Regions from separate parts of the Mus musculus genome. Here region 1 is linked to region 2. A link is a loop called in an ENCODE intact Hi-C map of the cell type or tissue named here. Cell type or tissue: gastrocnemius. All regions are shown on one strand.

What was found. Peaks named below come from ENCODE experiments on the same cell type or tissue, not always from the same donor. Only the 100,000 strongest peaks of a DNase experiment are listed, where the experiment ranks them.
Region 1: it touches region 2 in a loop (6-fold over the local background); 12 of 42 quality-filtered maps call a loop at or near these places.

What each region holds. Positions count from the first base shown.
Region 1 is chr17:26,713,593-26,721,592 of GRCm38, reverse strand. It overlaps Crebrf (CREB3 regulatory factor), which reads right to left and starts at 5,943. Exons shown (of 9, transcript NM_029870.2): 1 at 5,819-5,943. In gastrocnemius, a CTCF peak has its summit at 3,505 (motif pointing left); DNase peaks (open chromatin) are centred at 5,252 and 6,030; H3K4me3 peaks cover 2,595 bases; H3K27ac peaks cover 2,655 bases.
Region 2 is chr17:26,656,344-26,664,343 of GRCm38, reverse strand. Ergic1 (endoplasmic reticulum-golgi intermediate compartment (ERGIC) 1) reads right to left here. Exons shown (of 10, transcript NM_026170.3): 10 at 7,410-8,000. Among named protein-coding and RNA genes, the nearest start is that of Atp6v0e, 16 kb to the left of the region's middle. In gastrocnemius, CTCF peaks have their summits at 1,259 and 3,950 (motif pointing left); DNase peaks (open chromatin) are centred at 1,245 and 3,928; H3K4me3 peaks cover 1,591 bases; H3K27ac peaks cover 1,774 bases.

The DNA.
Region 1 (8,000 bases), 57 kb before region 2:
GTTTTATTCTTGTAGTGTTTCAAATCCCTCAGTGAGCAGCAAGTCTGTAATAGAGAAGGTGACAGGTTCATCAGGAAGAGCAAGCAGCAGCAAACCCTCAGACACACTATTATACTCAAGGCACATGGAGACATCCAACAAGTGTTTGCCTGTAGTGGTGACACACACCCAATAGTCAGGCAGTTAGATCACAGAGTGAGTTCCAGGACAGCCAGGGCTACAAAGAGAAACCCTTTCTGGAAAAAACTAAAAGATGAGCAAGCTCAGCAAAGTACTAAGACAATGGCCTTTAAGCCCAACACCAAGAAGAGAGAGGCAGGTGGACTTTGTGAGTTCAAGGGCAAGCACTGTTACATTACACAGATCCTATCTGAAGAAAGAAATTTAATTGAAAACACAAGTCTCTAACACAAGATATCACATCAGTGTTGGTGTTGAAAGGACAAAATAGTTAAACATGGTGTTTCATGCTTTTAATCACAGCACCTGAGAGGCGGAGGCAGGACTACTGGGACCTCAAGGCCAATTTCAACTATATAGAACACACGCCTAGCCTGAGATAGTCTCAAAAAAGGCAGATGGAAAGAAGAATTGGATAAACTGGAACTGGTAAATCAACAGCAGCTTAGAAAACTGCTTACAGAGTGACTTCAGATACAGAGTTTGGGAAGAAAAGTCATAAACTTGGTGGAAAGCAGACAAGATGTGGCTAGTGATAGAACAGAACAGCATTAGAGACATGAAGTAACACTGAAGTCCTCTGCAAATCTATCTCCTAGTCTACTTTGTCCCAAAAGAATGACTCAAACTAAACCAGCAAGAATGATTTTACACTCTGGCAAGATGGCTCAGTGAATAAGGCACTTGCTACCAAGCCTGACAATCTTGAAGTATAATCCATAGGACCCACACAATGGAAAGAGGAGGATAAGCTGGTGTCTGAGCTTCTTGTGCACACTGTAGCACATGTGACCTGTACACACAAACAAATTCAATACAGTTTTTTTGGAAAAAGGATTTGTGACCCCCCCAACCAAAAGGGACCTTGCTATAAAAAAAAAAAATCATCACAAACCAGATGTAGCATGGTGGCATATACCTTTAACTCAAGTACTTGGGAGGCAGCGGCAGGCAGATCTCTCTGAGTTCAAGGCCAGCATAGTCTACATAGACTAGTGTTCCTGGACAACCAGGGCTATGAAGAGAGACCCTGTAACAACAACAACAACAACAACACCCAATTATCACAAACCAGTAAAATGCAAGGCTCTTTCAAGCATGGTAGTGTACACCTATAATCCCCTACTGGAATGGGAGATGTAGAAGGATCAGGAATTCAAGGTCATATTACTGGATACATAATTTGAGTTAAACCTGGCCAACAGGAGACACTATCTCAAAAAATATAAACAAACAAACATCACACAACAAAAGTTGTAGGCCAGGCCGGGCGTGGTGGCGCACGCCTTTAATCCCAGCACTCGGGAGGCAGAGGCAGGCGGATTTCTCAGTTCGAGGCCAGCCTGGTCTACAAAGTGAGTTCCAGGACAGCCAGGGCTATACAGAGAAACCCTGTCTCGAAAAACCAAAAAGTTGTAGGCCAGTTCAAAGCCAGCCTGGAATATATACCAAAAAGAAAGTCTCAGAAATGGGGTGGGGGTGGGGTGCCTATAAAACAAACAGGACTATATTAATATATACCAATAGCTACTTTAAACAGTTTCAAAACATCTACATGGATATTGTGCCCTATGTTCTTCCAATGAAACTTTCTCAAGGTAGGAGATATATATACAATAGACTATTGATCCAATACTATCTGAAGTGTGTGTTTACATTCTCTACAATTTCCTCTGCAAAAACTTCAAACTCAAGACAGTATTTTTAAAAACAGGTTAACAATGACCATGGACTACTAATAAACACACCTTACTCTTATAAAGTTTCATTGGTTTTCTATCCTATCTTATCAGTCATCACCACACAAACTGCAGAGGTGAACAGCCACCACAGAGGTTATTCAATATTTACTATTTAATCCTACACTGGGAAAAGTTCAACTACTCCTGTCCTGGTATGATTAGAACAACTAAGCACTATGGCTCACTGTGACTCCAGGAATTCATGAAGCTGAAGCAGGAAGATCATGAAGTTCAAAGTCAACCTGGGCAACACTGCAAGGCCCCACCTCACAGAACCAAACAAAATAGTGTGATAGATTTATGACCAGCCAATATGTTTACCTTAAAATGAGACACTACTATATGTAGTAAAAGTCAGTGAAGCCTTTGCCAAAACAGCCAGGTACAAACCTAACTGGAAATAAGCCTATACTAATGACTCTCAAAATCCTATCATCAGTCTTGACTAAAAATTAAGTTTTAAAAGCTAACAGTGAATTCAGTTTACTATTTTAAGAACCACTACACTGCCAAGTGTGGTGATTCACACCTTTGATCCCAGCACTTAGGAGGAAAAGGCAGGCAGATATCTGTGGGTTCAAGGCCAGACTAGACTTCACAATCAGTTCCAGGACAGGAGGGGGACAGCACAAAAAATAAAAACTACTACACTACACTACGACAATTAAATAGAATGTCTCCGTATTCCCATTATCCAATGGATTTATTTAGTCACCACCACCAAGGACCTTAATCAGTTACCCTTTTACGCCAGAACTTACACCAATTAGGTTATTTTCTTCATCAAAGTTTGTTTTTCAGTTTGTTATACAACATACAAAGTGTCAAGGTGAGTGGAGAACCCAATATTGCTCTGGAAGTATCTATTTTTCTATTCTTACTATACTAGAAATTCCTGAGCCCAGTGATACTTAACTGTAGTCCCAGCAGGAAAGAAATGCTTGAGGACCAGGAATTCAAAACCAACTGGACTACAAAGTAAAACGCTGACTCCATAACAACATTTTGTAAACCCCAAATTATATTAAGCATATAAAAGAATTTTAGCCAAAAATAATCTCTAGTGTATTATATTTGCCATTCTTTTTTTTTAAGATTTGTTTATTTATTTATTACATGTAAGTACACTGTAGCTGTCCTCAGACACTCCAGAAGAGGGAGTCAGATCTCGTTATGGATGGTTGTGAGCCACTCCTGACCTTCTGAAGAGCAGTCGGGTGCTCTTACCCACTGAGCCATCTCACCAGCCCTTATATTTGCCATTCTTAAAAAATTACTAGCCAGGCGGTGGTGGCGCACGCCTTTAATTCCAGCACTCGGGAGGCAGAGGCAGGCAGATTTCTGAGTTCGAGGCCAGCCTGGTCTACAGAGTGAGTTCCAGGACAGCCAGGGCTATAAAGAGAAACCCTGTCTCAAAAAACCAAACCAAAACAAAACAAAAAGAAATTACTTCATGGGGCTGGAGAGATGGCTCAGCGGTTAAGAGCACTGACTGCTCTTCAGAAGGTCCTAAGTTCAATTCCCAGCAACCACATGGCTGCTCACCATCCATAATGAGATCTGATGCCCTCTTCTGGCGTGTCTGAAGACAGCTACAGTGTACTCATATAAAAAACAAAACAAAAAAATCTTGAAAAAAATTAGTACATAAGCAATGAAAACCAACTTTGACTAAGTGTTCTGGGTATCATGAAAACCTTTGCTTGGTTCTAACTTCAGACCTACCTTTTATAACTGATTGTAGTAATAGGACAGATTTGGACTTAGCAATACAACATTAAGTGATAGGTAATATTTTATTTACTATAAAAATTATATATAGCCGGGGGGGGGGTGGCCCACACCTTTCACCCTAGCACTTGAGAAGGCAGAGGGAAATGGATCTTTTTGAGTTCCAGGTCAGCCTGGTCTACGGGTTAAGTTCCAGGACAGCTAGAGCTATGTAGAGAAATGCTGCCTGAGAAACAAACAAAAAATAAAAATAAAAATTATATCTAATTAAAAAAATATATATCAAATAACCCGGGATTATATTTTTACCAAGTTTTAACAAAACTGAGGGTCAGTCACATAAAACCAATAAAAGTTGATGAAAATTTATTTACTATTTGTTAATATTCTTCAGCTGAACTCTTGAAGAGCTGCCTAGGGTGATATATCTATGATGTATTCCTACTCCTAAGTACTTCACCAAAGATGTATCAATAGCCTACTACCTTTGACAACATGAGGTCACAGGTTATAAACTCATCTTAAAAGCTTTAAAAAGCATTTAACAAGGCTAATATGGTGCCAAAACAATTCCAATTTTGTATCCACATTTCCCCATTTGGAGTATCTCTCAGCTTTTTTAAACTAGGCAACACTGAAAAATATTTTAAAGTAGAATTAAAGTGACAATCATTTTACCATAGGTCACAAAATTTACAAAAAATTCCTATTTCTGCTTTTGAAAAAATAAGTCAGACCTTCATTCTTTTTCTCATTTGCTGATACTGGATAGACAAAAGTCTAAAGACTCATCAGACCTAAATACTTTTCTCAAGGCTGTTTTCTCATTAAGTATGTTAGCTTCCAATTTATGTGAGCAAGGGAGGCAAATTAAGACTTGAAACACAAGGGCCTGATCTTTGGAAGATATCCACGTTTTTTTTTTTGTTTTTGTTTTTGTTTTTTTTGGGGGGGGGGTGGATAGAAACGCCGCTCACTCAATTTTGTCTGCTTTTCCAGTCCCAATTTTCTCTTTGCAATACCCAGAAAAGCAGAAGTTCCTCTGAATGCCTGCCTCTACACGGGAGACCTGGTACAGAAACACACCCCTAACTACAGAAATACCTCCTTAAGGTAGTCTTAAGATTCAGGCCTGCTCAGAAGTAGCAAAACGGTTTGTTTTCTTGGGTTAAAGGTGGGCGATTAAAGGGTTTGGTGGCAGGATCTACCAAGCAGCGGAGAGCCGACCAAGAAGGAGACGCCAGAGACCAAGCTTCATCTAGACCCAGGAACCGCCCCCTGGGAGGCTAGACTGCCCTCGCTACTTCCCTGGCCGCCTCCACTCGGGAGCGGCTGAGCCGGGTCAGGCTCCTCCGGGCATCTTCCGGGTCCCTCCGGGACTCTAGCCCACACCCAGCCCGCCCGGCCCGCGCCCCGCTCGGCTCGGCTCCTCGCCCTTTGCCCCGTCTCCGCCCCGCTCAGTGACAACCCCCGTCCCCAGGCCCGTCCCCTCCCATCTAATATGGCCGCCCTGTCGGACCAACCCCCAGCACAGCCTAACTTACTGGGGGGGAGGGGGGGCGCGGCACCGCCTCCCTGCGCCCATTGGCGCCACGGACCCCGTCTGCCTCCTCCATTGGACAGCACCGGCCGCCACTCGACAGCGAGGGCTCCGCCTCCGGGCTTTTCAAGCTGCTTAGAGAGGACATATAAACAAATCCCGAGAGGGAGGCCCCAGTCCCGCAGCCTCCGGGGAGGGGCCGGGGGGAACAGCAGCCCCACGACGCCCCTGCCCAGAGTTCTCCCGGTCCGCTCCTCCGTCCGGAGCCTTCTGAACACTAGCTGTGCCGGTCTCCCTCACACGCCCCTCTCCTCTCCTCTCCTCCCTCCCGGCCCCTCCCACCCGCTCGCCGCTCTGACAGGCCGGCTGCCGGCAGTCGCGATCCCTGGTTCCCGGGAGCGCAAAGGGCACGGCCCTAACGGGGTCGCCCGCCGGCGCGCGCCCGCCCTTTATATAACCGTCGGCCGCGGGGGCAGCCCGATTCGGCTCGCATCGGCGACCCCGTTCCGCGCGCCCTCGGCCCGGCGGCCCCCGCCCCGCTCTCCCGGAGCCGGGCACCCGCGCCTCTCACCCGCGGTTCTCTGCCGCTGCATCCCGCCCGCCCGTGCGACCGCTCGGCATTCACCTGAGGCTGAAGGCGGTTCAGGCACTGGATCCGGCCGCGCTTACGCGGCCGCGGGCCGTCTCCATGCTGCCTCGGTTTGTTTTGTTTATGTCCTTCCTGACGGGTTCCCGGAAATCGCGTGACTCGCCCCCCTCACGTGGGCCGCGGCGAGGAGGAGGAGGGAGGCGGGGGCCCGCCGCCCCAGGCCAATCGCGAGGCGCCCTGAAGTCTGGCCAATCAGAGGCTCGGCCGGGCTAGCGCCCGTCACGTGACACCAGAGGGGCGGGTTGCTGGGGAAAACCAGGAAGAGAGGGCGGAGCGGGGGCTAGTAGGCTGCTGCTGAGCGTGGGCGTGGGCCGCTGGGGATAGCGAGCAGTAAGCTCGCGTTCGTGCGTGATGTTCTTTTCAGAGGCTTCCATATTCAGTCTGTAGCCTCAGAACTAAGATGAAGGCCAAGGAGTCCAAATGCCCACTTTACAGTTTAACTGAACCACGGGGGATTACAGGAATATTAATTAGTAGGGGGCTGCATCGACATTCTGTTTAGTAAATGACGTTCCTGTTCCCCGATTGAATTGGCCTTCAGTTGTTTGTTCATTCATCAACTCATATTTATTGAGTCTGGATCCCCAGACCCTGAGTCGGCTGCATACATCTTTGGGATAGGACCTGTATTCAGCTGTAGAAACTGCTACTAGATGCTTTATGGACAAGACTGTCTAACCTGTGATAATGTGATGATTTACGCCTCTTAATCCTGTTGATATTTTATCGGATGTGTAGTTTGTGGTAGGTTCATTATCCCAAATAGTTCTCCGAACAGACACATACGATAAGAGAACTATTTAAAAAAAATACAAAAACAAACCTCAGGAGAATTATTGTTCAAGGAAACAACCTACCTAATTATAGCAGCCTGTGTTTCCAGAAATCTCTTTAGACTCTGGACCCTCCTGTCTTAGTCTTCTGGGTGCAGGGTTACTGGTCTGCACCCGCACACACATATGGACACAGAAAAACATACTTTCTTAAGCATAGGAAAAGAAGACTAAAGGACAGAGAAACCTCATCAGATTCCCTTCAAATAACAGTTTTCCCTTGGGAGTACTCGGGGTTTCAAAGCAGGCGAGGATGTAGGAAGGGGGTATTGTGATTGACCCCTGTGATCTCAGCACTGGAGATAAGGAAGCAGGAAGATTGAAGTGTGTTCTTAGCTACACTGAATTGCATGCCCGGATAAGACCAAGTCTCAAAGTAACCTTCCGCTCCCCGCCAAATTAAGACTCCCCCTCCCCCATGCACAAAGACTCAGGCAAGTGGTAGATCAGTGGTTCTCAACCTTCCTAAAGTTCCTTATGTTGTGGTGACCCCAACCATAAAATTATTTTCATTGCTACTTCAAAACAATAATTCGGCTACTGTTATAAATCGTAATATAATGTGTTTTCTGATAGGCTTAGACTACCCCTGTGAAAGGGTCATTGGACCTCCAAAGGGGTCACAATCCACAGGTTGAGAACCATTGTGGTAGCGTCTCACTATCACCATCATGGTCTGGGATGAGAGGTGATGACATACACCTGTGACTTCAGCACTGGGGAGCCTGAGGCAGGTGTGTCTCTGTTCAGGGTGAGTGTGAACTACATTGTAATTTGCTCCCTGGTTCAAAAGCAAGCAACCATGGATTTGGGGATAAAAAGTCTGCCTAGATCATAATCCTGACAAAGGTGGGGTGGGACTAGCAATGTCTCTTGTCCTATGTTCTCCATGCCAAGCACATTAAATAGCCAGTCACTATGTTACAGGCTTAATAGTAACCTGGATTGGAATCCTTGCTTTACCACATGTGAACCAGGAAGCTAAATTTCTACCTTTGTAAAAATGGGATTGGTGTAAGAACTGGGTGAAATAATTTACATAGGGTTGGTAAGATGGCTTAGTGGGTACAGCACTTATCACACAAATGTGAGGACCTGAATTTGAATCTCCAAAACCTATGTGAAAGCCGGACGTGTATCAGGAACATCTGTAATCGCAGCACTCCTTCATGGAGATGGGAGTTTGAGACAAGAGAACCCCAGAAACTCACAGGCCAGCCAGCCTGGCACACAGTGATGATGAGACCCTATCTAAAACGGTGTGGACAATGGAACATGTGTACATGCCTACATTCATACACAGGAGTTAAATTTAAGCAAACACA
Region 2 (8,000 bases):
CTTTTGAGACAATGTCTCCTTGCTGTCCTGGAACTTGCTCTGTAAACCAGGCTGGCCTGAGAGAGTCTCATGCTCCTATCTCCTGAGTGCCAGGAATTAAAGCATAGATCACTATGCTTGGCAGGTGGAGACGACTCTTTTGAGAAACCGGACTATGAAATGAGGAACAGAGCAGTAGCAGGAAGGATATGTGGAGAAAGAAGAGAATATGAATTTTCCAGCTTGTTTGCAAAGGAGAGCGATTTGCAAGGTTGCGGTGGCCTGAAGACTCTTGACGTTCTCCTTTATATAAGGCAAACATTTTCAGGTTCATATTGGTTTTTCAAGACAGGGCCTCTCTATATAGCTCTGACTATCCTGGAACTGGATCTGTGTAGACCAGGCCGGCCTCAAACTTAATTTGTATGCCTCCTCAGTGCTGGGATTAAAGGCCTATGTATAATGATGTGTATACGTCTGTATGTCACATGACTGCAGTGTCCATAGGGCCCAGGGCATGGAATCTCCCTGCAGCTGGAATTACAGGCAGTTGTACGCTGCCAGACATGGGCGCTGGGCGCTACACTCAGTTTCTCTGTAAGAGCAGTGCGCACTCGGAACTGCCCAGCCCGGCCTGCCTATCACTGGCCTCGCCACTCTTTCCACTTCACTCGTTATATTTTTTACTAATTTACCTCTCAACCATCAGATGTCCATCCAATACGCAAAGCCCCTCACTTTATCTCACTTCATTCCCTAAAACAATGGTCAGATCTGTACCTGGAGACAGTCTGCTTGTGATAAGGGCAAAGGGGACTCAATGCACTGTAGTGGCTCTGGTCTAGCTTGTCGGCAGTCACTCTGCCGCCTTGCTGAGGTCTCGGGGTATGTGACTCCTGCAGGATTTCATGATAACGAGGTGCATGAGCTATACGCCCTTGAGTAACTAGAACTCGAGGACCTTTGGATGTACCTGGTCCTTGCGAATGGGCATAGAGCAGACGCTCTACTTCTGCCGCAGTTTCTTGGACAGCCGGGAAGACAAGGTCTTTCAGAGCATGTAGGAGGGGGCATAGAGATGGTGTTTGAGGTTTATGCTGCGGTCCGAAGTCACCAAGGGATGGAACTGCCTACAATCTGGGTCCTGGCGGAACCACTACTACCCACCGGTTCCGGTTCCGGTGGCGTGCATTGCAGGCCCGGAAATGACATTTCTTGTAGCTCAAGCACAGAAGGGACGCGAGTCTGCGCTTCCTGCCTCAGGAAAGCAGAACAGCGCCCCCTGCGGCTGGAGTTGAGTCTCGGCATGTTCTCTCCGTGTAGCGGAGTAGGCAGGACCTCAGGCTGGAGCCCCTAATGGAACCGCTTTGTAGGGCCTGAAACAGAAGCTCATCGATGCTTCTCTGGCTTCAGTTTCTGGTTTTGTGTCGGGGACCGAACCCAGGGCTTTGGGACCCTTTCTAGCTTGGCTTGGTGTCTCATTCCTACTATTCCAGTACTGGGGAGGTGGAGAGCCCAGAGGATCAAAAGTTAAGAGCTGGCCTGGAGTGTATGAGACCCTTTCTCATAAATCAGCCAACCAACCAAGATATATCTGTTGGGTACTTCGACAGGCATTAGCCGGCTCGGATACCACTGAGGATGGACTCTGTCCAAATCTGCTTGGCCTCCCACCTCCTGCTTCCTTGATGACACACCCATTTTAAGATAGAGAAGCACTGCAAATTGCCCCTCTTTAAAATGTAAAATTTCAAAGGAAAGGGAGGATGCCCAGTAAACTAGGCTAAAAGCCCACCTTGCTTGCCATGACACCTCGGGCATTATTCCCAGAAGACAGCTCTTCCCTCACCCATTTACCCCACACCCGCACAAGCTGCTCTGAGACCTCCGTTGCCCAGCCTGCAACCTTTTCTTGGCCTTTTCTTACATCTCTCCTCCCGGCTGCCACAGCTGAGATTTACAGCCCACAAGATGGTTCTCAACTTCTTTTTGAGTCCATTTTAACAAAAATTATTTTTATCAAGACGAAGACCCACCTCCTATTTCCCAGCAACCCTTTTATCACTGAGCCACATGCAGCCCCAGTTCCTTGATGATGTCTTTTTAGTTTCTCTCCATTCCCAAACACCTCACCCCCAAACTTCACCCCCCCTTTCCCACCACAAAGGAGTCTGTAGAAATTACATGGGTTTCAAATGGAAAAAGAAAAAGAAAAAGAAAAAGAAAGAAAAATGAAAAAGGAAAGAAAAGGACATGACTGCTCCCAGGAACAGTGAAGGAGAAAGTTTATTGTAGATAAAAGGGAGACATAGCCAGAGGCGGACATAGCTGGAAGAGTCCAGGCTAGAACTGACCCTGAACCATGGGAAGATGGAAAGGGGAAGAGGAAGGGAGAGAGAGGAACCAAGTGCAGCAGTCGGGAGGCCAAAGGTACAAAAAGGAAGGGTGGGTAACCAGAATGTCTGGATTATATAGGGAAGAGTCTCTGGGGGGAAGCAGCACAGCTTGATTTCAGGGTAGAGGGCAGGGCTTGCCAGCCATACCATGTAAAGCATCCTGAGGGGTGCTGGGAGAACCTGGAGGCCAGGTGCACTGTAATATGTTAAGTAGGTACCTCAGTCAGGGTTTAAACTTAACAGATATATACTGCACAGTTGCTCTCAGCATCCTGGTCACAGAACCTCCATCTATGGCTATTCAAGTCCATTCCATCATAATGTTCACTTGGCATATATATGTATATGTATATCCTATGCATGTCCTCCTGCATAATCATATCTAGATATAGCAACTAGTACACTGTAAAGGCTGTATGAGTTTTGATACTGTATTGCTTAGGACATGAAAAGAAAAAAAAATCTGTACATATTCAGTATAGATGAACTTTTAAAAAAATCTAAATATTTTCTACTTGTGTCTAGTTTAATTTGGGTGAACCCTACCCATGTGACAGGCTGATTGTAATTGTCCAAATTCTTTAAACACCATGACACACCTTTCAAAAGCCATCTGACTGGCTTCTTCAGAATTACTAAGAAGTTCTATATGCAGAAATTTGGGTCCTATTGCATACAATTCTATAAAAACACATGGTGGAAGGTCAGGGTTATATCTGCATTACTTTAAATTAAATTAAAATGTAATTTATTGATGCTAGAGATTGAACTTATAACAACATATTAAACACATACCTTACCACTAACTTACACTTCCTGATCCCTCAAATCTGAACTTTTAAAAAAGTGTTCTCTCACCTTCCAAGAATTTTAGGGAGAACCAATGTTCTCCCTAAATGTCCCCCCGCCCCCAACCCCTCCGTTGTTTGTTTAGCCCTTGCTTGGCTCATAAAGCCATACCTGGTCCCAAGTGTGTCTTTCTTGCTGGACATGGGAACTGTCAGTTTTATAGTCCTAACTCTCTGATCTGTAGAGTAGGTATAATCTCAGTAGGTTGTCGTGAGAATTAAATGGGTTTCCTAGAGTGTTCAGGACAGCATCTGGCACAAAGCAGTTCTAATCAATCTTCCTAAGAAAATCAGATGTGTGGGCTGGCTCACTCCAGGATAGTCCAAAAGTCAGCCTTTGCATCTACCGTACGTACTCTTCACATTTAGGCTTTTATGCTGAGGACTGGCTCTCAGCGCTCAGACTCCTAAAATTAATCACAATTATGTAAACCCTTAGCTTTGTTTGATGGAAATAGGTGCGATGCGCCACGATGGGAGACAGTGTGAAGTGTGCTTTCTCTACCGTTTATTTCTATTTTTTGTATTATACCTTTTTTTTTTTTTTTAAACCGAGTGAGAGCTTTGGGGAAGAGCCAGCTCACCGTCTTGAGTCCATGGCCGCCCACCCCCCCCCCCCCCCCCACCTCTGGGTCCTTGCCTTCCCCTCCTCAGCCTTGCACCGGAGCTCTGCTCTTCTGTTGGAAGATTGCTGGTAGCGCGGGCGCCACCTGCAGGTTCGTCAGATTGAGACACGCTGCGCATCCTCTGGGAGTGAAGTCTTGGTCCTTCCTGGGTTTGCCTGAGCTGTGAAGGAGGCACCTGTCCTGAGCACTGTAGTAGTGAGGAGGGAGGGAAAGGGCCTGTGGTTTCTGCTGTTTTCATCTTAGGAACCCAAGTGATATTCTGTGCAAAGTATTATTCGTTCGTCGTCTCTAGCCCTGCCACTCATCCATTCATGGTGCATGGACTGAAAACCTACTTTGTGCCAGATTCTAGATACAAGGTTGTAATGTTTCCTTAACAAATGGAGACCTTTAGATATAGAAAAGATGTCTTGCCCAAAGCCATCTTCACACTGGTCCTGTACATAGTCCTAGTTTATCAGAGTTGGTAAGATGGAAGATAAATTGTCCAAAGCCAGTCTTACTGGAGCTCTGAGGACTGCAGGGGCCGGTTTAGTACTTTATTCTAGACGCCTCTGCAACCTGTGTTGGAGATTTTTGGAGGAAGGCTCCACCTGGACAAAGTGTCCTACTGTGGTTAAAGAGACCATGGCAACTGGAGTACCACCCACTGTCAGTGTGTCCAGGTCAGAAGGGCTCGGGAAAGGCTGCTATCGGCTGCCTCTACTGTGATTAAAGTTGTACCACGGGGCCTACCATCAGTCACTCTCTCTGTTTCTATGGAGACTTGGGGGCAGGTGCCAGCATGACTGTGCCCAGCAGGGTCACAGTTGTCCTCACAGCAGAGCTTCATGGGAGTGAGTTCATCCATTCTCTGGCTCCCTTATTTTGCCTCCTCTACTGTACATTCAGATCTGTCCCTGCTGCTGGTTTCCTCCAATGTTCAATCAAGTAGTGATTATTCGGCATCTCCACAAAGCTGGCACAGAGCTTTGATAGGAGACGTGGAAGCATTCTGACTCTGTAATGTTCCCACTTTCTTATAGGATGGCTTAACGCAATGGTTCTCAACCTGTGGGTCGCGACCCCAATGGCAACTCTGCTTCTGAAAGCACTTACAATTTATAACAGTAAGATTACAATTATGAAGTAGCAACAAAAACAATTTTATGGTTGGAGGTCACTACCACATGAGAACTGTAAGAAAAGAGACAAAAGGCCCTCTTGCTCTGACTCTCCTCCGTTTTGGCTTTCTGTTTTGACATTGCTCAGATGACGTTAGGGCTGAGGAACAACCACCAACCGCCCCCCCGCCCCCCCCCCCCCCGCCCCGTGCTTCCTCAGAACCCGGTAGTCAGGCCGATCTGGGTTGGAATTTCAACTTTACCACCTGCTAGCTGTGTGGCCAGGGTGTGATTACGCCTCTGTTTCTTCCTGGCATGCCGAGAATGCCAAGTCCTCCCAGTGATGGGTTGGAATGAAATGCATGACCTCACCAGCAAAGAACTGGCAGGGAGCAGCTGCGGGGAGGAAAAGGGGTCTTCGGAGAATGCCCTCCCTCATGAGTTCCCATTCACATTCGCACGATACCATGTCTATCTTCAGATAACGAACCTTCGAGAAGCATGCACCAGGTTGCTTTGTGCTGGGGGTGGGGGGAGGCCTGTAACACCGAGCTACACCTCGAGCCCGAAAACAAGTTTTAAAATAATTTTTTAAAGATAAATTTTATTTATTATTATATGGGAGGGTGATCAAGCGTCATGGCACACATACGGAAGCACACACATACTCTCTCCTTCCAACTTTACATGGGTTCTGGGATTGAACTCAGGTCATCGTATACACCAGCTATCTCACTGGCCCTTAAATATTTTTCATTTCTGTATTTACTTGTGTGTATATACATTCATACATTATATACCATGGCAACGAGGGGGCTAATTCTTCCATCATGTGGGTCATCAGGACTGGTAGCTGTAGTGACAATTTTGGTTTCTTTAAGAACACAAAAATAAAAGAACGTGCTTTCACTTTAATCTCAGCTGGGGGATGTGGGATGCGAGGCTGCTTCTGACTGTCCGAAGCAGCTATGATTTGCCTCGTGCTCTAGCAGAGGCACGGTTTTGCTGGCTGCAAATGGTTTCGGCGATTGTGTGATATTTAGAATTCTGGGAACTTTTCAGAAGGTGTATAAATGCCAGGGCCCCAAGAGGCAGTGCAGGTGGTTGGTGGTTGTACAGGAGTGGGGTGTGGGGGGTTGGCTGCACTTTGTTAGTAGTCCTGCTTAAAGGAGGAACAAGAAAAAAATAGATTGAGATCTCTCTTTGTCTCCCCCTGCTATCCTTTCCTATGTAGTGATAGCAGGGGAAACTGGGGGGATAAAGGGTGGGGAAAAGAACCCACAAAGTAGCAAAGACGGCTACAGTAGCAAGTTCCTTTCCCTGATGAGCCATCCCCTCCACCCCCAAATTTTTCTCTTAAAAAAGGCTTTAGACCTCTAATGGCCTGTCATTGTTTCTAGTAAATAAAAGCAACTTACCGTGACTGACCTCCCCTCTTCCTCCTTCCTCTGAGTCCTGTTACACTTCCCTTCTTCCCAGGTTTCCTCCATGATGACACCCATCTCGCCTAGCACTTGAACCTCTCCCTGGGATGCCCCTTCACCACTGCCTCTTAGAAGCACTGCAGCCCAGGGCCCCTGGCTAGGATTCAGTCTTCCATGTTCTATGTCAACTTCAAATACATTTGTCAGTTCATGGATCCAGTTCCAAGGAGCATCCACGGAGAAAGTCCCTTGGTGGTCTGTGTTCCAGACAGGTGGCATCCCAGGGTAGATCTCTCAAAATTTCTGGAAACGCTACTGCTTGAGGACAAACGGGAAATGGTTCTTTTGTTTTTAGCAAACACTTTAGTAAAACTAGTGTTCTATGGGTGAACGGACTGCCAGCCTGGGTGCCTCACCCGTGGCTCAGTCACATCAGGCTCCCCTCCTCCCAGGGTGATCTCCCCCTAAGGTACCCATAGTTAAACTTGATTAGAAGAAATCCTCTCTCTAGAAGCTTCCACAACTCTCTACATATATAATCTGACTGGGATAAAGCCAACTAGGCTCTTCAAGGTCAATGGTTTGTAACCATATCCTGCAAGATTTTCTTGGTTCTCGGCAGACCTTCTCTCCTCCCCCTCCTCCTGCTCCTCCTGCTCGTCCTCCCTTTACAGGGCTTCTCTCTGTAGACCAGGTTGTCTTTGAACTCACATAGATCCTCTTGCCTCTGCCTCCTGAGTACTGGGATTAAAGGCATGTGCCACCACACCTGGCTTTATTATTCTTGTTTTTCTTGACAGGTTTTCTCTGCTTTGTCCTGGAACTCACTCTGTAGATCAGGCTGACCTTGAACTCAAAGAGATCTGCCTGGCTAAGCCTCCTATGAGCTTAAGGCAGATCAAAGGCGTGTGCCATCACCTGGCTCTCTTCAGCACTGTCAACCGCTGTTCTTTCTGTAGAATTAAATTTCACTCTCACTCCCACCCTAGACTCTGGGCTACCCAGCCACCATCAAGGCAGAGTCACAGCAATATTTCTGAAAAGCAGCCTTTTAATATCTAATTGAACCCAGTGAGTGGGAAAGAATCAAAACATATGTCCCCTTAAGAATACCTTTACAAGAACAACAGGCCAGAGGCGTCTCTTCCATGGGAAACTGGCATACCGTGTCCTCACAAAAGTGGGATTTCAACTCATACGCATGCCACATAGTTCCCGTCCCATCCCACCCTGCCCAACCCTCCACAGGTGACAGATTCACACACCAAAGGGACTGGTTTCTTAAACTGTGGAACAGAATGTTTAAAAGAAGATAAGAAATCTAGCCAAGTGGCCAGGGGCAGTTTACATACACAATAAGAATCAACTCATATAAAAAGGGAAGTTTTGCTAATTGGAATCAGAGGAAAAATTACAAATGGCAGAGAATCCAGCTACCCATAAGAGACTATTTAAGAAAAACAAAACCAAAACCAAACAAAAACAAAAAACCCCAAAACTTCCTACTGCAGGTACCCCTTCATTACAAAAGTATGCAAACCATCTCAATATAAATGAAGCCCAGGCCCGCGGCTCTCTCTGGACTTGAGAACATAGCTAAAATTCTCTGCATGGAATTCATACC